Linked DNA regions of Homo sapiens: regions 1, 2, 3 and 4 are each linked to region 5. A link is an interaction called in ENCODE POLR2A ChIA-PET data of the cell type or tissue named here. Cell type or tissue: MCF 10A. All regions are shown on one strand. Links, peaks and the distances in the headings refer to the core of each region. The heading gives the core; the rest is flanking DNA.

Region 1 (6,468 bases), core at 867-4,866, 120 kb before region 5:
CAGCCTATGCTACCCATTTATCTGCACTCCATTTATAGTCCTTATGAGACATAACCCACAGATATTCTTTACCAATTCAAATTTAATCATGAAATATTGAATTTATGAATTTTTCTTCTAAACCATTTTCCTGAATTTTTAAATTTCCAGTGATTACCATTATTCTTTTATTTTCCCATCCTACATGAATCTTTCTGATTGTCTTTGATTCTTTTCCACAGTAAAGCATATTAAAGCTTAATCCAAGCTCTCTTTTTTTTCTAATTATCTTCTGTAATTGGCCTTTTCTGACCAGTGGGCATTTTGTTTGGCCCTCACCACCCTATTTTCTTTTCTTTATCCTGGGTACATGGTTGCCTTCAACTGGAGCTGAGTATTGCTGTGGGACCAAGTCTGTGCTGGTGGACTCTAAATGGAAGAGAAGTGTACAACTTCAACCTCACTTGCTTAAAAGATGCCTGCCTGAGTTTACTCATCCCCTTCCCTTTCTGTTAGCTATAAAAGATGGCACCTGGAGCCAATTTGGAAGCCACATGTTGAACAGGCCAGAGTTAGCTCCAAGTTTCTAACATGATTTTCTAGAAGTGAACCAATCACCTACTTTGAACTGAGATAAATAAAAGTTTACTTCTATATTTGGGTCCTTTGATAAAGTATTGCAGCTTGACCCTGCCTAACATGCTAATTATTACCACATCAACACTCAAGTCCATGCCTTCAACATTTCACATCAGAGTTACCACAGAGCTTTCTGGTTCATTAGTATCCATTCTCTTTCTTCTTCACAGACAGGGGCCAAGACCTTGTGCCTATCTTCTCGTTCAGGCTGTGAGAGAGCTTTTCACATGTGGTAGTAAATAGAATTGGAACCAAAAATGTAGATTTATAGCATCTTTGAAATAAACTGAAATAAAAATCATGCAGTCTTTCCAACTGAGCGTCCCATCAAAACATGCCAGGCATTAGAGGAATTAAAGAATAAGACAATAGGATGGAAAGTAGAAAAAACAAATGACAGCAAGAGAATTCAAAGCATAGGTAGAAGATATAACCTGTAGTGACTCCGTAAACTGAGAAGAACACTGGGAGATTTTACGAGGAAGATGGTTTACGATAAAGTAGGGAAGGTAGTACATAGACTAATGTAGACATCTCTTTTTTTTCCACTTTTCAAAGGATCCTTCAGTTCAATAAACAAATTGCTTTCTGCCTAATTAGGGACAGACAAATAGCTTTAAAATAATCTTATTAAATCTGCTTCTATCATGTCAATCATGCGCTACATATATTAAAACATTGTAAACTACAGTATGTTTAAAATTATAGTGCTAGTTAGAATTAAAACAGTGAGAAGAGAAAAGAGAAAATCTGGGAACATACTCAAGATTAGATTTGAAACTTTCATCTCTAATGAAACCAGCACCAAAAACCAATGGAGTAGGTATTGATTTTTCCATGAAAGTTTTAGGAAAATTGACTACCTGGAAAATAAGTTTTAATGAAAGCTACTTTAGTTTTTTTATATACTGCATACTAAACTAAATTATAGATTAAGTAATTTAATTCATCTATCTATTCATGCATTCAACAAATATATATCAAGTACCTGCTGTGTGCTAAACCTGGAGGTTACAATGGTATATAAGACATACTCTCGCCACTTAAATACCCCTGACTCTCTGTGGGGAAGAAGACAGGTCAATGAGAAATTTGAGAGGCAACAAATTGGGTTAAGAGAAAGATCCCCAAACCAACACCTCAGTGAGGAGCTAATATTATTCTGAGAAAGGGGAAGGGCATGCAGAAGTGAGGAAAACTTTCCAGCCAAGGGAACAAGGTATATTAAGACTGGAAATGTTCCTGGCTATCTAATGGTTAGGATTAAAATAAAAATTTAAAAATACAGTAAGATGGAAAACAAAATATCTTATACTTTTTGAAACTGCAAGAAATTCAGTAAGGCTACTTGACTTGTTATACAAATGTCTTCTTACTCTTGATTGCCTAGTCAAAGCATTGCAGATATATATTTATTATTTTAAGTACAGATACTCTCTAGTAAAAAGAAAATGCAGGCAAGGTACAGTTTCAAGATACCTTCAATAAATCCTTTCATTTAGAGATGGAAGTATGTTATACTGATAATTGATTTGAGAAGAAAAATGTGCAAATAAAGAACATAAGTAGGGAGAAATATTTAAAGTTGTTGTGTAGAATGTTTAAAAAGTTATGGTTGTCTTTTCAGAATCATCAATATCTTGGAAGAAAAAGAATGTTAAGAAATAACAAAACAATAATTATTAAGTACTTTCTTAATCTCATTAATGGAGCTTTCTTGGTAAGAATCTTCATAATTATACAGTAAAGAAAATGTAATCTATTGTATAGGCAATTACAAAAAAATAAGCATTGACTTTCTTTTTTTAGGTTCTTGGACTTTTATTCATGGGATTTGGTGCATGGCTCTTATTAGATAGAAATAATTTTTTAACAGCTTTTGGTATGTATCTATTTTTGTTTTTCTCTCAGTGAAATAGACATTCAATTTTTAACAGTTGTATACACAATTTATTCAGCAGGTGGCAGTATTTCTCTGTAATTTATTAAGTGTCCAGCATTCCTTCTGAAAGTCTTCATCAGTTGTAGAGATTTTTTAAAGGATACAAAATTACAGCTAGGTAGAAGAAAAAAGTTCTGGTGTTCTATACTACTGTAGGATGACTGTAGTTAACAATAATGTATTACATAGTCACAAATAGCTAGAAGAATATTGAATATTCCCAACACACAAAAATGATACATATTTGAGATGACCGGACATGCTAATTACTCTGATCTGATCACTATATATATTGTATGTATCAAAACAACACCCATGAATATGTACAATTATTAGTTGTCACTTTAAAAAGAAAATTTAAAAATGCAATTTTAACCATGTAACTTTCCTATTAAAAGCTTATGTGACTCCCCATTGCCACTATTTACTCGTACAGCAAATATTACTAAGCATCTTCTCTGTGTCAGTCATTGCCCTAAGAGCTGAGGATATGGTAGTGAGCAAACAAAATAAAGTTCCTATCCACATGGAGCTTTATTTCAGTGAAGAAGACTGAAAAACAAAGTGCCTATAATGTCATCCTTGCAAACATTTTTAGTCTCATCTGACTCAAACTGTAAGTGCCAACAAAGCTGAGTTTCTTACACACCCTGTGCTGCTGGATGTCTCAGAAATGCTCCACCATTCCAACCTGGTTATTTACAATGACCAATAAAGCCTATGCTCAGATGTTACCTTTTCCAGCAGCCTTGCCCAAACCTTCTAACCTTCTCCCCCAACTGGTTTAGGTGCCTCTGTTCCCAGTAGTATGCCGGCAAACGTTTAACAACCAGTTCTGGAATAGAGAATATTGATTTATGACATCTGCCCATTTCCATGGTTTAAACAGCTCCTCAATGGCCAATTTCAAGGTGTCAAAGTGAATTCAGTTGGTTTGCAGATTTCCTGAAAATATCACAATTGGCTTTTATGAGCCAGTACAAGCTCACTCCAGCACACTACTGCCTACACTGTTCTCCCATAACACCTCCCACATGTTTAATTTATTTATCCGTCCTTCTTTTTTAAAACAATTATTTGTTGAGCATTTATTGTTCTGCTGTTTGTGCCATAGCACCAAGCATTCAACAGTCAGCCTGTTGACTGGATAAATATATATAATCTCTAGCACTGAGGGCTCACAGTCTAGATGGGGAAAAATAAAATATAGTTTGAAAGGGATCATATTAGCAATAAATTCAGGGTGTATACATCTAACTCACACATATTAAGTTCTAAAGATTTTTGATGAATGAATGAATACATGAATGTTTGAATATACATTGGACATAGATGAAATCTTAGAAAAAAATTTATTCTATCATAGAAGACAAGGAGGATAAGGGTAAAGCGATCTTCTGAAATTTAAGAAATTCTCTTCATGTCAGAAAAGGAAGAAAGGTTGTTTCTAAAAGTAAGAGCTGGTACATGAGGTCAAAAATTGAGAGACAGAGAGAGACAGAGAATCCTAGTGGTTTGGCAACAGCTGCTCAGAAAAACTTTTGATTGCTGCAATTATTCTTAAATAGAAAATAAATAAAATACCACTTCATATAAAATACCACTTCATAATAAGTAAATTTGTACTTTTCACAGATGAAAATAATCACTTCATAGTACCTATTTCTCAAATTTTGATTGGAATGGGATCTTCTACTGTTCTTTTTTGTCTATTGGGTTATATAGGAATTCACAACGAAATCAGATGGCTCCTAATTGTGGTACGTATTTCATGTCAATAGTTTGAATTTTTGTCTTAGATTTTTAAGTATCTAAGTTACACAAATGAATACTGATTTATATTAGCATGGCACTGCAGTAGAGTATGTCCTTAGAGTAATTCAAATGAAGCACACCCTCCTCCCTCCAACAAAGTCACTTTTCCTGACAGGATTTTCTTAGTGCGTTTTCTATGAATTGAATCTGTACCTCAGCACATTTGGACATTTAATTTTCAACACAGAGTCAATAGGACTCTCCATCTCCTAGGGTGAACTACAATTCACCAAACTTAAGAATCTGAAGGCTAGAATTAGAATAAAGTGTATTCAAGTCAATGAGGAATGTAGCTTACCAGGGAAAAAGAAACATGATCTATAGTCAGCACATTTTTCTCTCTGTGGGCATGGCACGCGGAAAGGTAACTTATGTATGTATGTATTTTTTTATAATTTCAACTTCTATTGTATATTCAGGGTACATGTGCAAGTTTGTTACATGGGTATATTGCACGATGCTGAGGTTTGGAATTCGATTGATCCTGTCACCCAGCTAATGAGTGAGCATAGTACCCAGCAGTTACTTTTCAACCTTTGCCCCACTCTTTTCCTCCCCTCTTTAATAATAGTGTCTACCATTGCCATGAAAGGTAACTTATAATTGAGATCACAAATTGTTATTTTTAAAAGAGAACTATAATTACTGAAAGAGGCAGACTCTAGCATCTGGTTGCCCACTGTTTCTCTCGAGGCTTGTAACGTGAAAAGGCAAATTATATTCCAGAGTACTGACTTGGACATGAGCCAATTACCATACATGTGGCAGTTATGGATCACAATTCACACACTCAGATGAAATATAGCCTTTACATTTTTCTCTAAATCAAATTGATTTTAATTGCAGCCAAGCAGATGGGAAGTTCAGCTGCTGTCATTTTGTCCCTTACCAGGAAGAATGCAGAGATACTCAGCTTTTATGGAGCACTGAAAGTCTGGGTAGTCACCCTGGACACTAGTTATCAGTCTATGCCAGTTACCACAAACACACTCACTTTCCCAGCTCACATGGTCCCTTCAGGTCTACTCACTCTGCTCTTTGAATGGCCATGAGTGCCAAAGGTAGGGCTGCTATTCATCTAGTATTTACCCATACAGGCATATCAGTGAAACCCTTTTGTGAAATATTGGTAAATAACCAGTACCTCAGTTCCATTCCTTCAGTCTTCCTTCCCTGAGGCAGTCAGACCTCCCCAGTGACACAGCAATTGGGAGGTACACCTGGCATAGGAATCAGTTGCTTCCTATTAATAGTAATTTCTACTACTATTTGAATATTACCCTGGCACAGGCATTTTAGGTATGGACCCTGATTTCCTTCTGGGGTTTTACCACCTTACCAGGGCAGTGCCAGGATTCCAAGGACTATGCTCTGTTGCTCTGGAAACCCACAGACTTCCAGATTCCACCTCAAAATCTTTTTAGTCTAAGAAGAGACTTTATTCTTTCTTCTTATTCTCCTCCAAGGCCAACCCTCTCTTCTCAAATCTTATCTTTCTCTCTTTCCAGGATCCTTAGCATAATTTTCTCACTGAGCTTCAGATTTTGGATATAAAAACCAGAACAGAAATGGCTTGCAAGAAAACCTTGATTTTTTTCTTCTTGTCACAAATTTCCATATAGGCAAAGGAAATGCAGAGTCTACTACTTATACAATGTAGTGGGCAGGGGATAGGAAATGAAGGGGGAAAGTAGAGGGAGTAAAACAAACATTTCCTAAGTTTCTGCCTCATATAATTCAAGCATTAATGGCATCTGAATGAGAAAGCCTGATAGACGCCATCATAAGGATATACATGAACATAGGATCTGACAGATTAGGGCCTGGAACCAAGATACTACCATTCCTTTTAGACATTCCATGGAAGGGTATTGCTAATTTGGCCATTGTGACACTTTTGCTATTCTCCTCTGAATTTACCAATATTTTTCTGATGAATATATCTTTCTCTGAACCAAATTAATTCACACAGTCAACTTATGGGCAAATATTATAGGCCTAAAAGCTATTCCATGTCTTGGGCCAGGTGCGGTGCTCACGCCTGTAATCCCAGCACTTTGGGAGGCCAAGGCAGGCAGATCACGAGGTCAAGA
Region 2 (6,468 bases), core at 1,005-5,004, 110 kb before region 5:
CTGCAGCAGGTAAGTTTTGGAAAGCTGCTTTGCTGGCAAAACACCAAATCCCAATCTATCATCCTCAAACTTTTCAACCTCATTATAGAACATAAATATGACACATAAGAGCTATCAATATGTAAATATAGTTTATCAGTCACCCATATTTGCTTCAATGTTATGCACACACTCCTGTATCTCTCTATATATTAGAAATAAGAACTGATTAATAACTACCATGTGCCAGAGACTGTGATAAACACTATAGGCATTGTATTATTAATCCTCATAGCAACCCCTAAAGAAGCACTGTAAGTCCTACTTTATAGAAGAGAAAACTGAGGCTTTGAGATGAGAAATGCTTGTTAAAGTATTTCATGGCCAAATGACAGAGCCTAGACTCAAATACTCATTAGCTGACCCCAGAGCTAACAGCTTTGTTTACATCAATTTGTCTTCTGCATTCAAACTGGATTAAGTTCTTAAAAGCCTCTAAATCTTTTATGCCATTTACAGTACCTAACTCAGTGTGGAAGATAAACTAGGCCTTTCATAGATGCTTACCAAATTTGAGTAAGCATAAGGGAATTTTATTTATACATTAGTCACATAGGTTACATAGGAAAGTACTTATGTATGAAATTGTCATTTATATGCATTCTGGATCTCCCAAATAATGTTTTAGAAACAAAACGAGGCCATATGTTTCACCCCCAACACACTCTCAACAGCACTATATATCTTATTTATTCTAAATAAAAATGAACAGAGTATAAAGTAGATCTAAAATCTCCTTTTCATTATTCTAATCTTCTTAAATGTATTAAAATACAGATATATAAGTAACTAAGTAAGATTTTAGCTTACATGCCTTTTATAATTACTGTGATATTCCCACCAGTTACTTAGTTTTTATTGTCAAAGACAGCATAATTCAGTAAAAATCCTTAAGACTAGTATTCAAATGATTATATTTAAAAGTCTCAGCTCCTTGTAAACAAAAGTAAATAATTAAATTCTCTGAGTGTCTGTATTCCATTCATAAAACAGTAATAATATCTATTCTTCCTACCTTTTGGTATTATTGAGGACCAAATTAGTAATTTGTTATAAAAAATTATATAAATTTGTAAATGCTTAAGTTACTACGACAATCGTTCTACCTTTGCATTACCTAGATTTTTGAAATTGCAGAGTTTTGTTTATCCCCATCCAAATCTGATCATTTTTGTGTTAGTATTGGAGAGAAAAAGTTATATCTCATTCATCACAAGGCTCTTGGCTGAGATCCCTATAACAAAAGACAAACTAACAAATGAAAAGCATAACAAATTTACTTAACCAAAAAATAAAGACTCCAAAAAATAAAGACCAAAAAATAAAGATCCAAGGAAATCTATTTTTGTGGACAGTCATGTGAAAGTGTGATTGGAGGACAAAAGCATATAATCTAATGGTAATAAACTAGGGGAAATTTAGCAAGGCTTGTCTGTTCAGATGCTTCTTGGCTTCTGCATATAGGACAGGACCCCTCTGGAATGAGGATCTGATGCTATACCTTCAGGGGAAATGGGTCAGAGAATTCTATTATGACCTGCCTCATGGGAGAAAGGCAGGAGAAGGTCAGAAAGTGACCTTCCTGCTTCTGCAGTTTTCTCAATTTCCTTGAGCTTAAAATACTCACATACCAAGGTGCTATATTTTGGAGCTGTTGTATTCTGAGCCCTGATAGTACTATGAAAGGATAATATTTAAAATTTAAAAATCATAACTTTTGTAGAAATATACAGTAGATTTCAAAAGTCAATTATTTTATTTAACATCTTAATTAATGAGGGAACCAGTATGATAGAAAACTAATTCAAAGGAGAATCCAAAGAAGACATTTATATAGGCCATCACTTAATAGACGCAAAACAGGCTTGGAGAGAGAAGGAATTAAATATACCTTCACCGAGAAAAATGTACATTTGTCTGACCAAGTATAACTTGCATAACTATAGTTTTCTACAACTTCTAAAGTTGTAAAATAAATTATAAACCATGAAAAGTACAGTACAAACCCCCACAGAATCAAGGAATGTTGAAGTTTGCCAGAAAAAGCCTAGTGTCCATTGAAAAGACACTCAACAAACTTTTTTGGCTTATATAAAATACTTTTACAGTTTTTTTCCTGAGAGTATGAGAAGAAATCTCCCTTAGATATGCATGAGAATAGCACATTACTTCTTCCTTAATTGTAAAATGAGCCTAATATATTCTTCCTATAGATTATGAATTGAAAAACCATATGATTTGATATCCACTGAAAGTGTTAAAAAGTTATTTTAAAAAGAAATAAACAGAAAACAGAAAAATAATATTGAATATTCTTTTCATGATGGTACTCTTGAGGAACCATCAATTTCTATGAAATTTTTATGGATACATTCCTATGAAATTTTCATTTTTAATACAATTTTCTACAGGTTCAGCAACTATGGCATGACAAAATTGATTTTGTCATTTCTGAGTATGGATCTAAAGATAAGCCTGAAGATATAACCAAGTGGACTATTCTGAATGCCTTACAGAAAACAGTAAGATGAAATTAACTAAAAAATTAGATGTCAGTATTGACCACTGTGGGACAGAAGAGAGAATAGGTCAGGGCAGGGGATGGGGCAGATGGATGAAAGTTTGTTGTATTTCTTTCAAACAAACTGGGCAAAAAGGGCATTCTCCACACTTACAAATCTTGATTTATATCCTCCTTTTGTAACTCCTATCTTCTTTTCTGTGTTAATGGATGTGCATTTTAACTTAGTTTCACCTGGAAAAGTGCTGCTGGTCTTTTGCCAAGTGGGATAGTCTATCCTGCTGCACCTGATGGGAGATAAGTTTAAGCAGTAGTCTCTGCTGGCAGCATTGTGGTTACCATTTGAGTCTGAATACCAGGATTGCTGTGCAATAGCTTTGTGGTTCTGGACAAGTAACCCTCTTAAACTCCAAGTTCCACATTCGTAAAGTGGGCATACTAACCTCTAACTCTGGTTGGCAGGAATAAATGAAGTAATATATAGATATTCTATATATTATAGAAAGGCTATATATAGAAAGGCTTGGATCCAGGGCATAAATGCAACTAACACTTTTTAGCTAATTTTTAAAGATTATTATTTCACAGTGCAGATTTTTCCAGACAGGTGCAGTGGAAGGGTAAGAGAAGGGTATTGTCGGCTAAATGGTTTACAGAAATAGATCAGCACCTGGAATATAATAAGTGCCCAATTAAAAAAATACCAAACATTTACATAGTCCCAGACTTTTTTGTAAGTGCTTTGCATATATTAGCTAATTCAGTCCTCCCAACCCTATAACATAGGAACTGTTATCCTCATTTTATAGATGAAAAACTGAGAAATTTAGTAATTTAATGAGGATTGCGCAGCTAATAAGTGGCAGAGCCAAGATTCAAACCCACACAATCTGGCACTAGATTCTGTACTTTTTACTGCTATATTATATGCCTCACATAAAAAAATAGGTTTTATTTATAGTACATATGATAACGGAAATACATTTTAAGAGAATTGAAATGTAATTACAAATACTTTTACTCATTGTCTTTTTCTCTTATGTATGTGATCCGTACATGTATTGTATTTTCAAACTGCATTACAACTTACAGCAGAGAAGTGAACCTTCCTATGGGCAGAAAATGATGAGGAAACAATTCTGTCTATCATATCACTACTATTAGTGAAATTCCAGCTTTCAATTCCTAGCCATTAATATAACTGAGATAATATATGTAGGTTTGTTTGTTTAAACTAACTTTCAGTAACCTAACTCTCAATCAATATTTTAGTCGTCAGCATTTCCTAGAATTGTCGTAGATTGTTGGTATATATTGTAAACATAGGCAGTACTAATGTTATCATTTTCCATAAAAGTTTAGAAAACAATTACTTCACCTTTCTCTTATTTCCTAAGTGACAAATATGTAAACAGATTCTTTCATATCCTCCTAACTCTGCTTGATAGGATTCCAGAATCAGCACTACAAATGAGACATTTCTTAAAAGTTGGATCATTTTATGACTATTTTTATTATCTTATTTTGGTTCTTTGTGGTAATTTTCACACAATACAAAATTGAAAGTTAACATCTCACATTAATCCTAGAAAAGTAGATATTACCCTGCATCTCTTTTTAGGTATACCAAACAGTTATGACTGCATATTCTTTAAATACAAAGAGAACTGCTACAGTTGGGAGCAAGATATGGCTCCAGTGATTGTTTTATATTATGGTCCTAAGCATCATTTATACATAAGCATATCAAGTATATCTTCTATCCTGGATAAAATTCAGATGTAATAATTCTATCCAACCACAAGCCACTAATGTGAGCAGAGATCTTTATCTATGGCTGACAACAATAATAGCAGAAACAAAGTAATGAATTAAACAAGCACAGATATACTTATTTAATTCATTACATGTTCATGGGGAAAAATTAATGAGTTATCTTCATCACAAAAACCACTTCAATATTAATCTCATATAATTAACTGCATTTTGAACATTTTATGGTAAAATTCATATAAGCTTTTTCCTAGTTACAGTGTTGTGGCCAACATAATTACACAGACTGGATAAAGAATAAGAACAAAGAAAATTCAGGACAGGTGCCATGTTCTTGCACAAAGTCAACTTTAAGAAAATGGTTTTGTGATGAGCCACTGAATGCAACTTACCTTGAGGTAAAGATAAATCTAGGCTTCTACAAGTATTTATAGTATTTTGTTTGTTTATTTTGCAAGTCAATTTAGAATTCTGAGCAAATTTTTATATAAAAATAATGTTGTTGACGGTGGCTACATTCTTAATCCACTTCCCTAAGTTGAACACGTAATTAGGTAAATTGTAGTGTCATTTCCAGTGTATAATACGTAAAGTAAATAAATTTCCTGGGAGTATATGATTTATGTATTCTTGGAACTTGGGATATCATCAGTCTTTCTCCCCAGCCTTCCTTGAGAAGTCCTGCAGAAAGAGGAGGCACTTCTGTCAAAGCCTTGGTGCATAAGATTGGAAAGGGAGCTAAAACACCAGGAGTAAAAGAATAGGCAAAAACTAAAGGGAGTGGACCCCAGCAATGATGAATGTGGTGTTCAAGTAAGTGTAGCAGAAGCAAGAGTAAAGGGTTGTCTGGAGCAACTGCGATTTACAGGTGTGGGATACTGATAACTAGATTTTTTCATCCTAAGAACTGCGAATACTTTGTATAGTTTACATATTAAGCTTATTCTAATCTTAAGATGTATTGTTTCAATTGCATAATTAATTCATAAATAAATGGAACATTACTTTTTTTTTTTAAAAAAAAGCATCTACTCTTTGGGAAATAACCATTTTATGTGGTGATATATACAGTAGTTGCCCCTATCTGCAGTTTCACATTGTGAGAGTTCAACCATTGAAAATATTAAGTGGAAAATTCCAGAAATAAACAATTCATAAGTTTTCAATTGCACACTGTTCTGGGTAGTATGATGAAATCTTGTGTCTTCCTGCCCTGTTCCCTCCTGGGACATGAGTCATCCCTTTGTCCAGTGTATTCATGATGCAGATGCTACCCACCCTTAGTCACTTAGTAGTCATCTTCATTGTAAGATCGACTGTTGAGGTATCACAGTGCCTGTGTTCAAGAACCCTTAATTTACTTAATGATGACCCCAAAGTGTAAGAATAGTGATGCTGGCATATTGTTATAATTGTTCTATTTTATTATTAGTTATTGTTTTAATCTCTTGTTGTGCCTAATTTATAAATTAAACTCTATTATATATATGTTTCTATAGGAAGACATGTAATATATTTAGGGTTTGATACTGTCTGTGTTTTCAGGCCTCCACTGGGGGTATTGCTGGTGGGTAAGTAGGGAAACTACTGTATCCTGATGAATTACAATAGTCTGCAGAAGAGAAAATCTCTTTCTAAAGTGTAACAAATTTCTGATTTTAATTACATGATAACATCTTAGCAATTTTAAAATTAGCAACTGAGGTGTCCTGCTGCCGTAGAAAGCTTTCTGGACTAAAAGTCCAGTTCGCCAATTAGATATTGACTTACTATTTAGACTTTGGTAAATTACTAATCTCTGTTTACCTTTTATTTTTTGTAAAGATTTATGTATAAGATCATTTCCATCTCCATGTCCATCTGAATAACTTCTTTTTCTTAGGGTTGTGAAAATAAAATCAGTGCATGGTATAATGTTAATGTGTTAACCTTAATCGGAATTAACTTTGGACTTTTAACTTCAGAGGTAAGCTTTTGTTCATATGTTAAAATGAAAAATATTAAGTATAAGCTATACAGAATAGACTGCAGAGCAATCAGGTGGAGACCTAATCAGATAAGTTCATATAATAGAGCCAGGACTTTGAGGCTCTTTACATCCAAGAGTTGTACAGGTGATTCCTTAATCAGCCAGG
Region 3 (6,468 bases), core at 1,536-5,535, 130 kb before region 5:
ATAATTATTTATTACATTCAAAACTGGCTTTGTGATTATCATACACAAATTTAGTCACATTTGTAAGCTATTATAAAATATCTACCAATATAGCCTATGTAACTCGATTTGTAAATTTTCTAAATAGCTAAATATATTGATATGCAAAATGCAAAAATAAAATTCCTTCCTCCATAAACACCGTAACTAGTTAGAAAATATAATGCAAATAAATAATATTCATAACAACAAAATACTTGAAGCATCTAGGAACAACTTTAATAATAATCTTGAAGTTACATATATCTACATGATGACAACACTTCACTGAGGGACCTCAAGCATGGCATCAATGAAACGATATAAATGCTTCTATATAGAAGAACATGATATGCACCTGCTTTTATTTAACTAAAAACAAATATTGTCTGCCATACTGGGTTTTCATGTGTTGAATTTAGGATTTACAGCCAGCTTTATTTTCTCTATCCTAACTAATGGAATTCAGTGTTTAGTTTTGAGAATGAACATTAGAAGATAATGAGAAAATATTACCTTTCTTTTAGTACTACAGAAAAGCATGTAAAATTATATGTCATAAAATGAGTCCTGATAAAGTAGTGTATTAAAAATAGTGACAAAAATATCAATTCTACTTTTCTGACATCTGTCCTGCATTGAGATTTCTATTTCTTGTTTAACTAAGAAATAGAATTCTAAGCTACCTGGATTGTAGAGATTGTTGTTATGTCTTGGGAAATATAGTTCATAATCTGTAAATCCTTAGTTAATAATTTTTTCCCCTGGTAATAATACTTACACTGATTCTAAGTGATATAAATAATAGTGAGGTATCTTAATTGAAACAGAAGGGCTTTAAAATTTTCTTCTTCCTTTATATAAAAAGGTATAATAAAATATAAAACAATCCATTATTCTGTTGGATTTCATACTCAAATAAAGAATTTCAGATTTTTTTGCCTCATTTAAATGAGCTCTGGATAAAAGACATAATAATGTAACAATGTTAATTTTTCTAAATGTAATAGGTAGGTTTAGTGCAATCCTAATAAAATAACAAAGTTCTCAAATCTTTAAAAAATTTTCTTTTTCAAAAAAAGCTTAGTTAAGATTTTCAAATGATAAAAAGATGTGAAGAATTTGGTCCACTCAATATTTACAAATATACAACAGTAGGAAAATAATGAATAAAGTAATGGAAAAGAACAGACAGCCTTGGATAGATCATATGTACAATAACTATCAGTAAGACATATGATAAATCAATTGAGAAAAATTAGATTATTAAACAAGAGACACTGGAAATATTAGCTCAATATGTGCAGGAGATTTTCAAATTAGTTCTACATTTCATAACATTCCTGAAAATAAATTCCAGTTGGATTAAGGATATTGGTATAAATGAATAAATCTATGAATAAACTCTGAAGCATATAAACATTGGTAAATATACACAAATAAAAGGATAATTTGTTTTATTTCCAAAAGTAACCATTTTGATATGTCAAAAGATTTCATATACATTTTTCTTCCCATGTAATTTAATCATGCTAAAATGTTCACAAGTAAAAACAAAAATCAGGATATAAATATATATAATGATAATCCCAATTTTACGAAGATGTATAGGTGACTATATATATTCAATATAATTTATATTTATATAAATTGTTTATAACAATGCTGCTAAAAATGAGAAGTACATAAAAACATCCTGAGAAAAGTAATATTTCTCCTGAAAAGCCTACTCCTGTTAAAAGGCTCAAAAGTGCAATACTCACTGTATCACTATCATCACTCTGGGTTTCTGATTTTGCATCACTCTCAATGTCTTCTTTTTCCAAGGAGGAAATGCTGAGTTTATCCAATTCAGCTTCTATTTCTGCTTTGAGCTTTGCATCATCATCGTCCATTATTCTTCATAATAAAGCACAGAACTGCTTTAAAAAATGAAGAGGCTAATATGTCACTAAAAATTATGTGTTCTCTAATTTGTCATACCAATCCAACATATTTATTTAAATATGTTTTAATTTAACAAACTTTTATCACACCTTATTATGGTTACACCAAACATTGTTTTATCTCTTCAATCATTCTTTTTAAACTTTGACTACAAAATGATCAACTGTAATTGTACGCTAATACTCTTATTGATTTATATGTTTATATAATTTTACTATATATAATAAAGATCAGAATTGTTTATAAAATTTTTGTTTCAGTTATTAATACATATAAATGTAGGTATGTATGCATGAGTTGCAATGTAATATGTGTTGTTGTTAATGTTCTGTTTTTTATTTTTCACTGTTGGTCTTAGTCCCAAAAAAGGTTTGAAAACGTACTAGTCAGCTATCATTTTATTTTTCATGACACTAGTTTAAACCTTTCTTTCTTTACTCAAGGGCCTGACCTTTCCACCTGTCTTCTTGTTCTTTTCTTCATTCCTTCTTTCCATCCTCTTTCCCTTTCGTTAATTCCTCCTTTCACTCTACTCAATCATCTCAAAATCAGTTCTACCCATAACTTCCACCCTCACTCACTCACTCAAAAATAAAAAATAAAATAAAAAAAGGAAAAGAAAGAAAAGAAAAGAAAAACAAAGTGAAATGGAACTCCAGACAGAACCAGGGCAAAATATTATCCTGCAATGGAACTCAAAGTGCATTTAAAAAGCTTTATTAGAAGGAAAGCTAGATTTTTTTTTTATGCCTACAAAGCAAAATGCACGGGTATACTAAACTTTATATAGAAAGAGAGGCAGGAGAGTATGGTGGAGGTAAGAGTCATTTCCTTTACATGACTTTCTCTGTTCATCTACTGGCTCATTAGATCACCCCTGTCCAATTACATATTTGAGCACTTACGCAAGTTTAAATTTTCTATTAGCAACTTTTTAAAAACAAAAGAGAAGTGCAATTAATTTTTATAATATATTTTATTTAACCCAATATATCCAAAATATTTCAACGTGTAATAACAAAATTAATTATTAATATCATTGCAAAGAGTTTATATTCTTTCTTTGGACAGTAATTCTTAGAAATCTGTTGTGTGTTTTACACCTGCAGCACATCTCAGTTAGGATTAGCTGCATTTCAAGTCCTCAGTAGCCACCTGCAGTTAGTGGTTACTGTATATGACGTGCAGTCATGGATGGGTCTCACTGTAAATGGGCTACATTAAAGTGCTCTAAGTTGATAACGAATCACTTGGAGTTCACTAAAGCTGTCAAAAGTAGAAAAGCTTAAGGAACTCCCCCTTCAACCCCTGTAAAGAAAGGGGAGAGAAATCTACTTTATAAGGTTCATATAAATTATATATTACCAAAAAAAAAAGAAAGAAAGAGAGACAGAAAAAGAAAGGGTGGAAAGGAGGGCGACAAGAAGGGAAGGAAGGAAGGAAAATAACGTCAATTGGTTTGTGGGGAGCGGTGAGTGAGTAACCATCGAATGATCCCTACATAGCCAAGACATCTCTTTAAGTTTTGAATGAGTTCTCGAAATCTCCAGGGTGGAAGGGAGCCTCGAGCTTCGCAGAGTCGCACAGCCATCCCCTGACCCGCGGTCTCTCCCTTTGCTGGAAGTCTGGCCAGGCAGAGAGAGTCCCGGCTCGGCCTGAGCTCCCACAGCTGTTCACCTCCCTCAACGGGAATCCCAGTCTTAAGACCCCGGCTCACCCCTCAGCAGCGAGATTCCTTGGCTTTGTTGTAAGACAGCGCCCATAGCCGCTACACAAAGCGTATCCATGGCAACAGCCAATCACAAGGAAGAGACACCGGTTTTTCCCTACAGGTGCTCTAGAAGGACAAACAATCTCGATTCTAAATTGAAACGAACGCAGCATTTCAGGGACTGGATGAGGAGCTTACGGTTTTTTACAGGTAGATTTTAATATTTAAGTAACTTTGGAAAATACTTAATAAAATGAAATTTTGTTATAATTACCCAAGTAGATGTAATCTCACTTTTAAATTTTTTAAATTGTTTCTGAGCTACATATATTTATATTTCCATCTGGTGATTTGCCCATGTATAAGGTGTTCATTCCACAAACCCTTAATCCTGAACAGTGATTTGTGGGACATAGAAGTATGGAAGAGAAGTCAATAAGTTGTTTGCCTTCCATGACAACAGTTTTTTAAAAAAGAAAAGAAAAGAAAAAGGAAAAAAGAAAAAAATCATCAATCAATGCCCATCAAAAACCTCTAACTGAAGGGATGTGGGTGAGAAATTTGAAAAATTATTTTCTGGAGTTATTTTACTGTAAAAATATTGTCACACAGTATTTCAATATAAAACCTTAATTTCTAAGTTTATGTCATGCTATTTAATTTTAACTTAATTTATTAAAGTTTTTTGTGGAGCAAATACATAGGGTACAAAATAATATTTTAATTAATAACATATTTTTTACTTTAATTTTCTTTTAAAGTTTGCAAATAAGGCATTAAATTCTAAAAGGAAGTAGCCATAATTGTAAAAGGTATCTGCTATAAAATAAGCTAAAAGCAAATATTTCACTGAGCCTCTGGAAAAAAAATAGACTACATTTCCTGGTAACAATAAACTTGAATTGCATCAACATAAGAACTAATAATATAAAGTGAGACGTTAATAGATTTCTCATATTAAAAGCACACATGTTAGTTTCCTTTTCAGGAAAGATGATTTTAAAAAATAAACTACACTTGGTTTCAGGTCTAATTAAATTCAGAGTATTTTCATTATCAAAGTCCATGCTCAAATGGAATTTGTTCTTTTTTTTAAGTTTGGTTTTATTGCTGATTTATAGACTATTGAAATTATCTATTTTTTATTGTTTTTTTAGAGACAGGGTCTCCCTCTGTTGCCCAGGCTGGAGTGCAGTGGTACAATTATTGCTCACTGTAGCCTCCAACTCTTGTACTCAAGTAATCCTCCCGCCTTGGCCTCCCAAAGCACTGGGATTATAGGTATGAGCTACTGTGTTCGAACCTCAAACTGTTCATTTAAAATAGACTTTCATATTGTGTTGAAGTTCACATAAGAATCTTAAGATTAGTTTTATTTTTGATTGTGAAACTATCCAGACTTCTAAAAATTATAAATCCTTTAATAATTTCAAAATTAATTTTGAATAACTAGTTTTCATAATCAAATAATTTTGGAAATAATGCCTTAGTTCCTTTCCTTCTCAAAGCTTACTTTGTCAAATATTGACAGCAAAAAAGAAAAACAGTGAAAGATTTTCTGAAGATAAATTAATTCATGGTGATAGATCTCCTATATTGTCATGCGATTTTTTACTTTGGAAGAAAGGACAACTTTATCAATTAGTCATAATTTCGCTAGAATATAACTAATCAAAAATAAAAGGCAGCAGTTATCTAATACATTTGTAGATTATAAGTAAATTTAACTTGACACTGTTGTTTATCAACCATGTAGTATTTAGCAGAAGTCCATTTTAATTGCATTATTCCTAGAAACGGTAACTTCAGATTGAGTATGTTGGTTTGCCTATGACTCTTTAACCTGAGTAGACTTTTGTTTCTTTTGAACATGTTAACTTCATTTCATTTAAATTTTAAAAACAATTTGTAGGTGTGGTTGATTTATAGCATATTGGCTTAACAATGCATATTTCCTTTAGAGAGTACATAATAAATATTTATTGAGAGAATGAAAGAATGAGAGATAACTGTTTGTTCTTTGTTATCTGACAAGACTAATATTCCTTTGAAAATGTGTTGTAGTGAAATCATTTTAGTTTAAGAGCATTTTTCAACAACTGCTTTATTCTTCATATGGCAGTGATATAATTTAAATATCCCATAATATCATTGTTGTGTTCAAAATAGTTGCAGAGCAGGTATTTCTTTGTTTCATTTTCTTGAGGCACCGTAATTATTGAGTAAAAGTAATTTACTATGTAGCTCATAGTACCACATATTGTATTCTTAGGCCTCTCATTCTCTTGTTCCACTTAAAGTGTGTCTCAAGCCTTCAGATTCTCTAACTCTCTTTGTGCTCCCTCCCAGCTGCTGTCATGACCAACCACTTCACAGAAAAATGAGAATTTATGACTTTCCCACAGTTTCCATCCCATTCCCCATTCTCACATGCATGACTCTTGTATAATCTTAATATTTCTATACTGAGATATGATATAACGAGATTCTAGCCTTATGATATAACGAGATAACTAACATCTAGCCAGGCACTGGGCTAAGAGCTTTACAAACATAATCTCATCTAATTTTCACAACATCTCTTTGAGGCATGTACTATTACAATCTGCATTTACAGATGATGATACTGGGGCTTGGGAAAGTTATTGAGAGGGTGGTTTATATCAATGGAGTTAAATCTCATCTCTGCCATTTATTAACTAAGTGACCTTTGGCAAGTAATTTTGCCTTGCTGAGTCTTTCTCTCCTCATTGATGATATTGGGGATAATAGCATTTGCAAAATATCGACGA
Region 4 (6,468 bases), core at 1,249-5,248, 58 kb before region 5:
GAATTAAAATGGTGAGAGTGTGTGTTTTGCATTTTGTGAAGATTTAAATCATGCGAATTTGAGCTAGTGTGATATAAAATATTAAGCCTCATTTTATGATGTAATTCTCACAAATAAAAATAAAACAAGAATCACATGATTTCAGATGTTACTAGCTATTGTTTGTAACCTGTTACATTATTGCCATATGATAGGTATACATTAAGTAGTACACAGAAAGACTCATTAACTCCAAAAAAAGTAATCTGGAATTATTAAGATTTTCAATCATACAGGCTGTAAGTAGCAAAATTTTTTGAATAAAATGGGACTTCCTTGAGCATTTCAGGATATGTTGCCTATGGCGGTAGTGGAGATGAGGCAAAAGGAAAGGCAGCCCTTCACACATTTTTAGAGACATAAGAGCTAATTTTACAAAGAAGCACAACACAAATGTTTAAAAGCCTCTGTTAGGAATGAAGATATCTGACCATGCCCTAAAAATAGATCTGCCTTTTAACAAGTGAGTCCAGTTCTTCACTGAGTCTCTGTCAGTACTTCAATGATGGAATGCATTCTTTTCCATTTATTTATTCTCATTCATTCAGTGTCCTTTTTTGAATGTCTACAGTGAATGAAGAACTGTGCTACCAGAATACAAACAGAAAGACACTTGGATTGTTGGTATCAGGGAGCAGATAACACCTTAGAGGGAATAGAAATATTTATAATAGACAACCTCTAAAACTTCGTAATTTTGATTCCTCTTGATGTTCCATTACAAACTGAAATGAAAAGACAAGGTACATATTCATTTTATTTCTGTTATCACCTTGAATCTATAAGAGCTCAACACTTTCAAACAAGAGTATTTGTTCTGATATCATAATACAATCTCTGTATAGTCTTTTAATATTTAATAAAATGCTCCATGACCTACAATATAACCACTAGGAAGGTATATTTTCTCTTGCAATACTCTGTTGACTTTTAGAGTGGCCTCTACATAGATGTTAAAAAACTGAATGGATGAATTGGAACACATTGATAATATCAAGATTCTCTCTACTTTACCTTTGGGAGCCAGAAAATTAGTTTTCACTCATTTTATGGACTCTAAGGGAAATATTGACCTGGCGATTTATGAGAGATGGAAGGAGACTTGGAGAGAATTTGTCATATTTTCAGGGCTTCTAAATAAGATATGTAGACTACCAGCTTCAAAAATATTTAGGGGTGTATTAAAAACAACCAGATTCAGAGGGTTACCCCAATCCTACTAAATGAGGATTTCTGAAGCTGGCCTTGGGAAGCTGTATTTTAACAAGCTTTCCATGTTGATTCTTACACACACGTAAAGTTTGTGGGCCACATGTTCTAATCCTGTCACCTTATGTTGCAGATGAGAAGACTGAAGCACTGAGAAGTTAAATGACTTGTTAAATAGTCTAATAAACTTATTTCTAAAAACCAAAGAGAGCAAGGGTTGCATTTTTTAGTAGATTTTAAAGTAAAGAAGAAAAAGAGAAAATGGTATGAGGAAGACAAAGGGAATTTTTCGTAGCTTGTTTATTCTATGTTAGGATCTATGAAAAGTCTATTCATTCCTTCTCATTCTTCCTGGAAAATTCCTTCAGCTGTTCACTATTTAATAGAAATTTTAAATGCTGTTGACCTAAAGTCTGCTTCAAATAATTTGACAAGTAAGACAAATAAAGTCACAATAACTCTATTCTCTCAGCCTGTATATTCTTAGACTGAATACGTAATCAAAACATAACAGAAGGGTGGAAAACACTTAGGTACAAACAACTGAATATATTTAAAATCATTTGTCTTATGAATAATCTGAGTGACACAGTATGCACTTACTAAGACCATGCTCACCCCATTAGTTTTTGTTTATAATTATCCAACATAAGATAGCTATTACTTTTTAGAATTAATCATATAATTTAGCAAAATTTCTTAGTCTTTAAGACTCTAATCTATGAAATCATTATCTACAACAAACTAACCACATTCTGCTTTAGTCTGCACTATCCTTATTTTTGATTAATAAGAAATTTATACATATTTCACATAGTAGGCACACAACTCATATTTAACGATTGTCGAAAGCCCTGATTTGTTGGAGATTTTGAGTAGGTACTAAATTTGTATAAATGAATAATACTTTTAATATTGCTAATGCATTTATTCTTATAATCCTACTGTTAATTTATGAAGGGCTAAGAATATTTTGTAGCTACATATGTAAATGCTTTACAGAGATGGATCACTTCCTTTGAAGGAAAATAAAATTTTAAAGTCTTGTCCTTTAAAAAATAATCTAAGAATGGGATGTCATTTGTTTGATACTCTCTTCAAGGGAAATGGAAAAAAGAGAAACACATTTTACAATTAGCTTAGAGGCAACTGTGTCTTGGAGAAAGAATGTAGATGTTAGTAATATCGTCCTGTCTGGATTAGGGTTTCACGCATCATGGCTGGTAGAAATTAATTTTTATTGATGTTGAATTCTTGATGAAGTTTGAACTTGTCAAGAGTTGTAGGCTTATAAATGGGTGTATATGGTGAAATTTTATTCAATTAAGCCTCATAATGCTTTAGGGTATTTCATTGTTCTGAAAAGGTGATCTCTTGAACATGTTGTTTCCTGTACCCACAGGCTAATCCTCAAAGTGTACATTCATAACTGAACATTAGTCTACAATGTTGAAATAAATCCTTTGGCATTTATTAGTTAAACGTGTTATTTCCTGTACAACACAGCTTTTTATTGACTTATTTTTTTCTTTTGAAAACAAAATGAAATTAAGGTCCTTTTATATTCTATTTCTTAATTTGAAGATATGAATAGATCTGATTTTAAATAAGATTATCAATGGAGATGAAACTAGAAGGGCATAGTTGATGCATATATACTTTCAAAGTGTCAATATAGTGATCTAGTACACTCAACATTATGAGTTCATGCAAATATTTTATATTTAAAGACCAACTTTTTAGAGGCCTTTATTCATCTCCCATGAAATATGTGTATTTTTGCAATTAAATAATAAAGCAATAGGTAATCTTTCTAAACTATATGTTTGATCACGAGATTTAACAACATGCTACCCAGGATGTTGAACCATAAACCTTAACTAAATATGGGAGGAGATTTGGCACAAATATTGCAAATACAGTAATTATGTTAGAATCCTTACAAAATGTATTATTACTATTTATATTTATTGAAAGGCTATTATATTTTGGGCACTGTGTTAAGTACTTTAAAATGTTTTTTCATCTTATTTAACTTCAGAGCAGTTGTATTAGCTGTGTCACAGATTAAACAATTGTACTAAAAGAGGTAAAGATAAGTAACATAGTGAAAGTGGCATAGTTAATACGAGGCAAATATAAAATTTGAATCTGGGCCTGATTACAAATTTTGTAGATGGAAAATATATTTTTAAAATACAAACGTTAACTTTTAAGCAATATATTTGAGATATAAGCATCAATTATTTATAAGAACTTATCTAAGGAGAGGCTCTTATACAATGAGAGCTACGTTGATTATAAAAGTGAATCATAATTTAAATCACACCATAGTGGTGAGGCAGCATAAGATTGCAGTGGCTAGAATGTTATGTTAGAATACACATTCTGGAGTCCAATGGGCAAAATTAAAATCCTAGTGTCACTAGCTGTATGACCTTAAGCACATTACCAGTTTCTAGGTGCCTCAGTTTCATTATCTGTGAAATAGACATATTAATAATCCCAACTTCACATGAGCTTCAAGTCAGTGACAAGTTAAAAAATAAAAACACCAGCACAAATATATGGAGTATTAAGTGAGTTAATGTATGTCAAGTTCAGGGCCTGCACATAGAATCTTGATGTGCATATGAGACACTATTCTATTACACAGAACCATTTGTGGCTCATGATCATGACATTATGAGATGGATACCAAGGTTAGATAAGGAGAAAAAGTGAAGAAAATTTGGAGTAAAAAGAAAAAAAATGTACATTAAGCTAATTAATGGGAAAAAGAGTGGGAATGACTTATAAGTAGTGTAGAGAGATGATTATTGTATTTGTAATTAATCTAGCATAAATTAATTTATTCAATAAGTATTTACAGAATGAATTTTGCATGCCCAGCGCTATGTTAGTTAGATATAAGAAACATTAAAGAGAGGGACAGAGATATGACCCTTGCCTTCTTAAGACTACAGTCCAGATTTGCAACAATAACAAAATTAAGCTGAAGTCAAACATTTCTTAGTGTAGCCATAAAATTGAGACTCATTGGAGTCTCCAGCATCTGTTCAGCATAGCCAATGTCTACTGAAGTTACTTATTACTGCAGCATTATGTGAAGAAAAGCATCTTCTGAATTAGCCTGACTCTCAGTTAATGTGGCATGAATTTACCTGAATATAAATTACTCTATAAATTTAGGAGATTAAGCAAGAGTAAAATGTATGTGGGTAGTTGTGGATTTAATCAAATAGAAATTGATAGTACAATAAAAACTTGAAGTATTATAAGTGGCATGAAAAAGTGTCCAGAATGTTATTTTATTTTCAGTTTTTCCATAATATATGTAATTTTCTGTAACTTCTTACAGAGTAAAATTGGAAACATAAATATGTTCAATTCAATGAATTATATAGACATAAAATCAAGCTGTATCAAATCAATATTTTTAAAGTTTCAGTAATTAGTGACTGAGAAGTGAAAGCCTGACCATACAGTTTTCTTTTATTTTGATGTGAACCAATGCACTGGTGGAAATAGACTTCACTGGCACTCTGAATAGTCCTGGACAGTTTAATGAATGTAGAACTTTGGTCAAAGGAAGGATTAAGTGCTTGCTGATGGCTTATGTCAATGGTGACCATGCATTCACATTGTGTAAGAGTCTCACTTTAAAATGTTAGGTTTTGGTTAGCCATATGCAGAAAACTGGAACTGGATCCCTTCCTTACACTTTATACAAAAATTAACTCAAGATAGATTAAAGACTTAAACATAAGACCTAAAACCATAAAAACCCTAGAAGAAAACCTAGGCAATCCCATTCAGGACATAGGCCTGGGCAAAGACTTTATGACTAAAACATCAAAAGCAATTGCAACAAAAGCCAAAATTGACAAATGAGATCCAATTAAACTAAATAACTTCTGCTCAGCAAAAGAAACTATCATCAGAGTGAACAGGCAACCTATAGAATGGGAGAAAAGTTTTACAATCTATCTATCTGACAAAAGTCTAATATCCAGAATCTACAAGGAACTGAAACAAATTTACAAGAAAAAAACAAACAACCCCATCAAAAAGTGAGCAAAGGATATGAACAGACGCTTCTCAAAAGAAGATATTAATGCGGCCAACAAACATATGAAAAAAAGCTCATCATCACTGGTCATTAGAGAAATGCAAATCAAAACCACAATAAGATAACATCTCATGCCAGTTAGAATGGTGATCATTAAAAAGTCAGGAAACAACAGATGATGGCGAGGATGTGGAGAAATGGGAATGTTTTTACACTCTTGGTGGGAGTGTAAATTAGCTCAGCCATTGTGGAAGACACTGCGGTGATTCCTCAAGAATCTAGAACCAGATATACCATTTGACCCGGCAATCCCCCTACTGATTATATACCCAAAGGATTATAAATCATCCTACTACAAAGACACATACACATGTATGTTTATTGCAGTACTATTTACAATAGCAAAGACTTTGAACGAACCCAAATGCCAATCAATGCGATAAAGAAAATGTGGCACATATACACCGTGGAATACTATGCATAAAAAAGAGTGAAGAATGAGTTCATGTCCTTTGCTGGAAACCATCATTTTCAGCAAAAGAACACGGGAACAGAAAACCAAACACCGCATGTTCTCACTGATTAGTGGGAGTTGAACAATGAGAAGACATGGACACAGGGAGGGTAACATCACACACGAGGGCCTGTCAGAGGCTGCGGACAAGTGAGGGATAGCATTAGGACCAATACCTAGTGCATGCGGGGCTTAAAACCTAGATGACCGGTTGATGGGTGCAGCAAACCACCATGGCATATGTATACCTATGTAACAAACCTGCACGTTCTGCCTGCACATGTATCCCAGAACTTAAAGTATAATAATAAAAAATAAAAAGTCAAAACAAATATAAAATAAAAAGTTTTACCATATTACAAATTTGGCTAAAAAAAGTGGTCATCATTTATGTAGCAAATATACAAGGATCTATATTTTTATGAATACTGTAAGTTGAAGAGGTATTTCACTGTTTTGGTGAAATTTTTAGTTTTGGGCAAAATTTGACTTGAGTTGAGTCAGTAAATGTGCTTCTGTGTATATATGAATATTTTGACGCTTGAAATTTACAATTAACTTTCCAGTACAATAAAACTTCATTATTTTTATTGGCTTAATATACATTACCCTAAAGGGAAAAATGCTATTGAAT
Region 5 (6,468 bases), core at 1,006-5,005:
AAATTTTCTCAGTTGTTATTGATAATGTTGGTACTGTATTTCAGTTTCTTTATATATCAACATTAAATATTTGCCTGTCACCAAAATGTGAAGTAAAAAGCAAAAAAAGTCCTATAAAAGGTTTATTTTGACTGTTTTTATTTTTTCACGTGGCGCATCTATCAAAGAGCATTTATTTACTCATGGCAGGGGAGGCGTATCAGGGAATCAAATCTAATTTAATTTCTTAACTTTTAATTTTTCAAAGTTGGGATTGGAAGAGAGGCTGAGAAAAAACTCTCTTGGCTGTTTTAAAAGCTAAGGATTAGTAGCAATGTTCTGACCTGAAATTTAGGTCTTGTGATTTCTTTCCAAGAGATTTTTCACTGCATGAAAAACCTGTTTGCAATGGCCTTTTTAATTTAATTCAATCTTAATTGGATACGAACCGTAAAAATCTAAGGGATTGTTAAAAGGCCTAAAAGTGCACAAAAGTAGTTTTTAAGAGTAATATTAATAATCTGGAAGTGAAAAATTAACTTTGCTAAATTACTGAACCTTTCTACCTAGCTTCTAGGTTCATTTTGTATTTCTTTCAAATTTTGAACGTTTCAAGGACGGAAAATTTCATCCTTAGAGCATACGCACTGTTTAGGGGACGGTTCAGCCATTTTCAAAAGGAGGCTAAGCTTTGTGTTCAGAGGTGTATATTTTAGGAATTCTCCACGTGGCTTAATTACGAGCATGCCTTGATTGTTAGCAGAGGTAAGTCAGGCTTCATCTTGTAATGAGACCCCTTGGAAAAAAGTCTGCTGCTGAGGCACCAACACAGGGTGGGTGAGGGCCAGCTTTCTAAAACGGCCTTTCATAACCTGGCGAGAATCACTGAGCGCTATGAGGCCACCGCCTGACGGAGAAGCCAATGCCCAGAGGCTTTTTCTTTCGCAAGAGATGTAAATGGCCGGCTTGGGGGAATAGGTAGGGAAAAGGGTTCTTTGGGTCACCCATTTTTTCTAGTCCCATTACTGACTCTTGGAGAATATTCAGATGGTGCCAGGTAGCACCATGCCTATTATTATTCTCACTGAGACAAAAGTCAGCGGCTGGTAACTGGTGTCCATTCTTTCGCTTGAGTGGGTTGGAGAAAGACGGCATGGCTGGAGGAATTTGTTTTGTTTTGCTTTGGAGCGGGCTTCCTCAGTTGCATCCTGCATCGGGCGGGCACAGCCCCGGGCTCTGGGAAGACGCCGCTCGGCAGCCGCAGTGGCCGCTGCATCAATGGGTTTTGGGGCAGGGAGGTGCGGAGCCCAGCCTGCGCTCCTGGCTACCCCTCCGCGCCCCGCCGCCGCCCACAGCCTACCCTTCTCCTCTGCAGCCGGTAGGCGGCCGTAACACGGGCGGGCCGAGCACGTGGGCGCCTCCGTCACACCCTCACACATACACACACGCGCGCGCGCACACACACATACGCATGTACACGCGCACCCGCACCCGCGCGCCTGTATCCCGTGCTGTTTCCCTGGCAGACACACAGGCGCTCACGAGTCTCTCCTTGCCAGCCTGCAGGGCGGCGACCCCCAAAACCCAGCTCCGGGTCCCAACCTAGGCAAGAAGCTGCTTCTCTGCCAACAGCTCCTCTTCGGCCTCCGTCACAGCCACCTGGACCCTACCCTTTCGCGACTGCTGCTGCTGCTGCCCGGACGTGGAAGCAGCAAGAGGCGCTTGGTCAAGACACACTGACGGTAATGGCAAGCGCCTACGCTAAGGGCACAACTGGGGGTGAGGTGGGGCTCGCCATTAGCCACCCAGGAGCCTGGGCACCAGCACCGGGAACGAATTGATGGATGGATGCCGGGAAGGACTCGCTGCGTCCTGGGGTGGGAGGAGGGAGGGCAGCTCAAAAGCCCTGGGAGGGAGAAGCTGGGCTGGGCGGGCAACCGTCTAACTCTGCATCTCTGTACAATCAGGGTGGGGGGCGACAGGCTGCACATGTAAGGGGAAGCACATGGGTTGAAACGTGCCGCCATCCTTTCTTCCCGTCGTGGAAATTGCCCACAGCATCCCCAGAGACCTACTCGTTTCCAAGCCAAGTCGGGGTTGGTTGAAGGGTGGGGTCCAACACGGGAAAGTCCAAGAGGAAAGTTGGGAGGGTTGGGGCAGAGAGAGACGCGAGGTGAATTGGAAGCTAAACCTCGTGCAGGTGGGCGATGGGGCGGGGAGAGCAGAGAGCTTTATTCCTCATTCGCTTCCGTTCGCTTTAGCAAAGGCAGAAGGCGACTACCGAGGACAGAGTGTTTTCACGTGACCACAGTTCCCCTTTGCTTGAGGTATCCTGTGATAAATGGCCCGAAAGGGGGCCTTTCGCCGTACGAAAGGCACGTGGCTGCTGGAGAAATCACGGCTCCTGTGTTTCTGCGCATCCTGGAATTTGAGAGTGTGGCGGTGAGGGTGGTGCTGCTGGGACTGTAAGAAGATGGGAAGCAGTTAGAAACCCAGATCGTTTCTACCTTTCTTTCACTAGGCTGGTCTGTGTGTGACTGGGAAGAAGACGGTATTGAGTACAGGGAAATCCTTGCACTCTAACGTAGCGCACCAACTGGATACATAAGAATGAATCAAGACGCCCGAGGCGTTCGGGAACAGGCATGACCCACCCAGTGGCACAGGCTGCGGGAACGGGAATTATTTTTCCTGAGCTGAGAAGCAGCCTTTGATGTGCGTTTTAGGAAGCAAAGCCCCCAGGCTCGCGCTCTCCAGCGTCCCGCTTTCCCTTTCCATCCTCCTCCCTAGCTGGGAAAGGCTGGAGTAAGACGGGGCGGGGTCCGGACTCCGGCGCAGTGACGTAAGCAGTGTTTGGGTGCTTATGCAAATAAGTCTGCGACGGTTTCTTCTGGTCTTGCCGTTTTCCCCTCCAGATCTTATAGGTAGACCCAATCTTAGTCTGCACCATCCTTGCGGTTCACTACTTAAGACGTATGGGAGAAATGAAGGATTTGCTTTATATGCTGCTTTGGGGCTCCTCATCGCCCATGCTGTAAAAGCTATTTTCTACCTGTCAATGCCTGATTGCTTTTCTGCTGTGCCAGCAACAAAGTGTTTGTTTTGAGGAATTATTATGTGCAGACACAGCCCCAACAAGCCCCTCACCCACCCAACCTCATTTCTGCAAGATCATTGCTGAAACACAGACCTATTTATGTCTTAGGCGCCCAGTACTGGGCTTGACTTGTACGTTCTTAATAAATACTTAATGATGGACTAAATCTTCTTTGAACAGTGTTAGGTTTTGAAGGGAAGGCGAGGGTTAAAGACACACACACACACACACACACACACGGAAAGAGGGCGGCTCAACAGCAAATTCAGGCTTTCTGTCCAGCATAAATCCTACAGAAGTGGAGGACCAGCCTAATGCCGGAGCCCGCTGCCGCTTACAGGCTGGGGCCATTTATAGGTACGGGCAGAAGGGGTCTGAGCAGTATGGCTTGCTGCTCCGCGGGATATTAATAAGATGCTTCCATGAAGAGGCGGTTCTGGCTCTTGTTCCGGCGCGATGTCGTTCTGTTGTTCAGGGTGTTCCTTGGACCTTTGTCCAGCAAGATATGATAGGGATGTCTCTTTAGTTAGGCCTTTGTCCAACTCGTGGTCAGTTGGTTAGACGGGATGTTTCTCACAGCTCGAACCCCTGTGAAATGTTTCGCTTTCACCAAGGTCTGCAAAATAGCAGGGAGCTTACAACATGGTGCAGTTTGGACTAACAAACAGTATGTATTTTTTTCTCTCATATTAAATTCAAGATATTTGACCATCAAAATCAGGCGATTTTATTTTTATGTGTTGTTGCCTTTTCTATGGAATCATCAATGATCCATGTGTATTTGTTGTGGTAAAACATATCCCAACAAATTTAAAATGGAATTTATTAACCATTTTTCTCTAAATAAAGCTTTCAGTTTGTGTTTTTTTTTAGGATGACAGGAATTAATAGGATTTTTAAAGAAAGATAATCTTTTACTGTTGATAAGCTTTTCTTTTTTCTGATTGCACATTATATAGTTGATTGAAAAATTATTTTATAATTCTAATATAGTTAACTCGAGATGTAGTATTTTAATCGAATTAAGAAAGTTATTTTTATATGTTTCTAGGAGATCAGTACTCTATCACTGAATAAATATGAAATAATGCAGAATCTTAAAACTGGATAACAGTTATGAGAGATGCCAATAATCAGATGAGATGCCTTCCTTGTCACCTACTGAAACATTTAAAATAAGTCAGAATAGTTACTAAACTCTAAAGTCCGTATTCATAGTTACTACCTTACCCAGTGATCATAGTTGAAATTGTAAATATGCTTCTCTTGTCATAAAATATAATTTGTATATGAATAGGTAAGATATTTGCATTCTTTTTAACTCTGGGATTATATCATCTAGGAAATTGAATCATTGACTTAGAATAGCAGACCCAAAAGAGAGCTTGGTGGCTATCAAAAGCTCCTAAAAACTTTTCTTTCACTTCTCAATGGACCTCTCACCTTGTGGAAGAGTATGTTAATTCTTTATTACTACATACATATGCATGATAGGATATATTAGTATATTCTTATGCAGCTGTGCAGAGTAGATTTTGAAATGGTTTCTCAGCAGATAGTATTAATAAAAATCTACAGGCATAGTTGGATGCATGAACAACATTCAAGGTTACATAGCAGGAATCATTAGATTTATTTCTACTTTGCTTATCATACCACTCTTCTGGCTGTCTTTACTAAACAATTTTTGATGTATTTATCTGCTTAAATATTAACTTTGACCAGTAATGATCATCTCTTTTTCTGTGAACAACAAGCCCTAAAAATAAACTGGGATATAGGGCAATTTCAAATGCAGAGTATCACTTGACACAGGGCAGAGCTGTAAGTTGTGTTCAGCCTTGAAGGTCACTTTATTTCCTTGTGATTAATGTGCTAAGGTATCTTTTCACATAAGATGAATTGACTTTTATTTTTAAATAGAATGCATACTTTGGGAACTTTTTCACCTATCAGATTGGCAAAGATCAAAGAGATTATTTGTTATACAGAAGACAGTAGAAGAAAGCGGGCACTCTCATGCATTGCTGGTGGTAGTGCAAATGGACACAATTTTTATCAAGGGCTATTTGGTAATATTTATCAAAATTATAAAAGCTCATACCTTTTGATCAAGCTGTTCCAGTTCTAGGAATTTATTCTACAGATATGGAGATGCAAGATATACAAAATAATTTGTTGGAACATTGTAGTAGCAAATTATCAGTGATGATCTAAATATATGGTATACCATACCAAGGAATATCATACAGTAGTTTTTTAAATGAAGCTATTACATTGAGATCAAGAGTTTTGAAGAATTTATTAGAGTGAAAAACTAAGAGGTAGAATTATGCACATAGTAATAGTTGTGTAAAAAGAAGCAGATTGGGGGCTGGTGGGGAGAAAACACATATTAGCTTGAATATATATAGAGTGTTTAAGTGTGTATACACACATATATATATGCTTGAATATACAGAAAATATTTATTGAAGATTTTGGTTACTTATTGGGAGGTACAGATGGTACAGTATATTCTAGGGAGAAAGGGTAGGAAGATATATATATATATATATATATATATGTTTCTTTACTCTTTGCCCTTTAATATCTTATTACAGTATTTTGTATTCAAAATATAAATATATAAAATATTTTAAAGTAAAGACAGAGGCAAATAAACACCTTTGGTAGAGTTTTATTCATTCATCACATGCCATGGAATTAGTAAGGTACAAAAGTCAATGAGTATTTTGACGACCCCCTGATTTTTGTTGTTGTTTCTGAATTTACAAGAAAGCTTCCTCTTTCAAGAGTTTTAGAAATAAAATTATATTGGAGAAGCATATTTAGTACTTGATTCAATAAAGTTATTTAATTATACTAGCAAAAAAGGCATAATTTTAGGGTATTAAAAAAAGTCTTAATTTTGAGATGGGTGTTGAGTCCCATGTAGTTGGTAAGAAATAACACAGAGAGTTCTTGTGAGCTCTTGACAAATTTCCTGCAAATATAACATTTTGTAATAACTATATTAAACCTTCCTAATCAGAATATTGACATTGATACAGTTAAGTTACAAAAGAGTTCCATTACATAAGGATTAACTGTGTTGGCCTTTTATAACCACAACCACTTCACTCCAGTCCCCAGGCTCTCCTTAACTCCTGGCAATCTCTACTCTGTTCTCCATATTTATTTTTTGGTCATTGCAAGAATATTATATAAATGTAATCATACAGTATTCAATGTATTTGAATTGATGTTTTTTCACTCAGCATAATTTTCTGTAGATTCATCTAAGTCATGTATATTGGTAGTTTTTGCTAAATAGTAGTTAATGGTATGGATGTGCCAGAATTTATAACTATTTACCCATTGAATGACATCTGGATTATTTCTAGTTTAGG

What was found. Peaks named below come from ENCODE experiments on the same cell type or tissue, not always from the same donor. Only the 100,000 strongest peaks of a DNase experiment are listed, where the experiment ranks them.
Region 1: POLR2A ChIA-PET joins it to region 5 with 28 read pairs; 3 of 35 experiments call an interaction of 5 or more read pairs at or near these places.
Region 2: POLR2A ChIA-PET joins it to region 5 with 26 read pairs; 2 of 35 experiments call an interaction of 5 or more read pairs at or near these places.
Region 3: POLR2A ChIA-PET joins it to region 5 with 30 read pairs; 3 of 35 experiments call an interaction of 5 or more read pairs at or near these places.
Region 4: POLR2A ChIA-PET joins it to region 5 with 18 read pairs; 4 of 35 experiments call an interaction of 5 or more read pairs at or near these places.

What each region holds. Positions count from the first base shown.
Region 1 is chr12:85,025,751-85,032,218 of GRCh38, reverse strand. TSPAN19 (tetraspanin 19) reads left to right here. Exons shown (of 9, transcript NM_001100917.2): 2 at 2,246-2,338; 3 at 2,428-2,500; 4 at 4,196-4,320. The coding sequence starts at 2,273. Among named protein-coding and RNA genes, the nearest start is that of TSPAN19, 7.3 kb to the left of the region's middle. In MCF 10A, for the core only: a CTCF peak has its summit at 2,560 (motif pointing right); no DNase peak of the experiment used is centred there.
Region 2 is chr12:85,015,719-85,022,186 of GRCh38, reverse strand. TSPAN19 (tetraspanin 19) reads left to right here. Exons shown (of 9, transcript NM_001100917.2): 6 at 2,451-2,561; 7 at 4,588-4,731; 8 at 6,216-6,299. Among named protein-coding and RNA genes, the nearest start is that of TSPAN19, 17 kb to the left of the region's middle. RefSeq lists an enhancer at 5,463-5,757. In MCF 10A, for the core only: no CTCF peak of the experiment used is centred there; no DNase peak of the experiment used is centred there.
Region 3 is chr12:85,033,622-85,040,089 of GRCh38, reverse strand. TSPAN19 (tetraspanin 19) reads left to right here and starts at 3,813. Exons shown (of 9, transcript NM_001100917.2): 1 at 3,813-3,886. It overlaps LRRIQ1 (leucine rich repeats and IQ motif containing 1), which reads right to left and starts at 3,739. Exons shown (of 27, transcript NM_001079910.2): 1 at 3,683-3,739; 2 at 1,782-1,937. The coding sequence starts at 1,913. In MCF 10A, for the core only: no CTCF peak of the experiment used is centred there; a DNase peak (open chromatin) is centred at 3,769.
Region 4 is chr12:84,965,565-84,972,032 of GRCh38, reverse strand. All of the region lies in intron 2 of LOC102724680 (a long non-coding RNA gene), which reads right to left. Among named protein-coding and RNA genes, the nearest start is that of SLC6A15, 56 kb to the right of the region's middle. In MCF 10A, for the core only: no CTCF peak of the experiment used is centred there; no DNase peak of the experiment used is centred there.
Region 5 is chr12:84,907,776-84,914,243 of GRCh38, reverse strand. It overlaps SLC6A15 (solute carrier family 6 member 15), which reads left to right and starts at 1,445. Exons shown (of 12, transcript NM_182767.6): 1 at 1,445-1,721. LOC102724680 (a long non-coding RNA gene) reads right to left here and starts at 1,407. Exons shown (of 4, transcript XR_945154.3): 1 at 1,340-1,407. RefSeq lists enhancers at 684-1,230, 1,231-1,778, 2,327-2,875. In MCF 10A, for the core only: a CTCF peak has its summit at 1,347; DNase peaks (open chromatin) are centred at 1,413 and 2,803.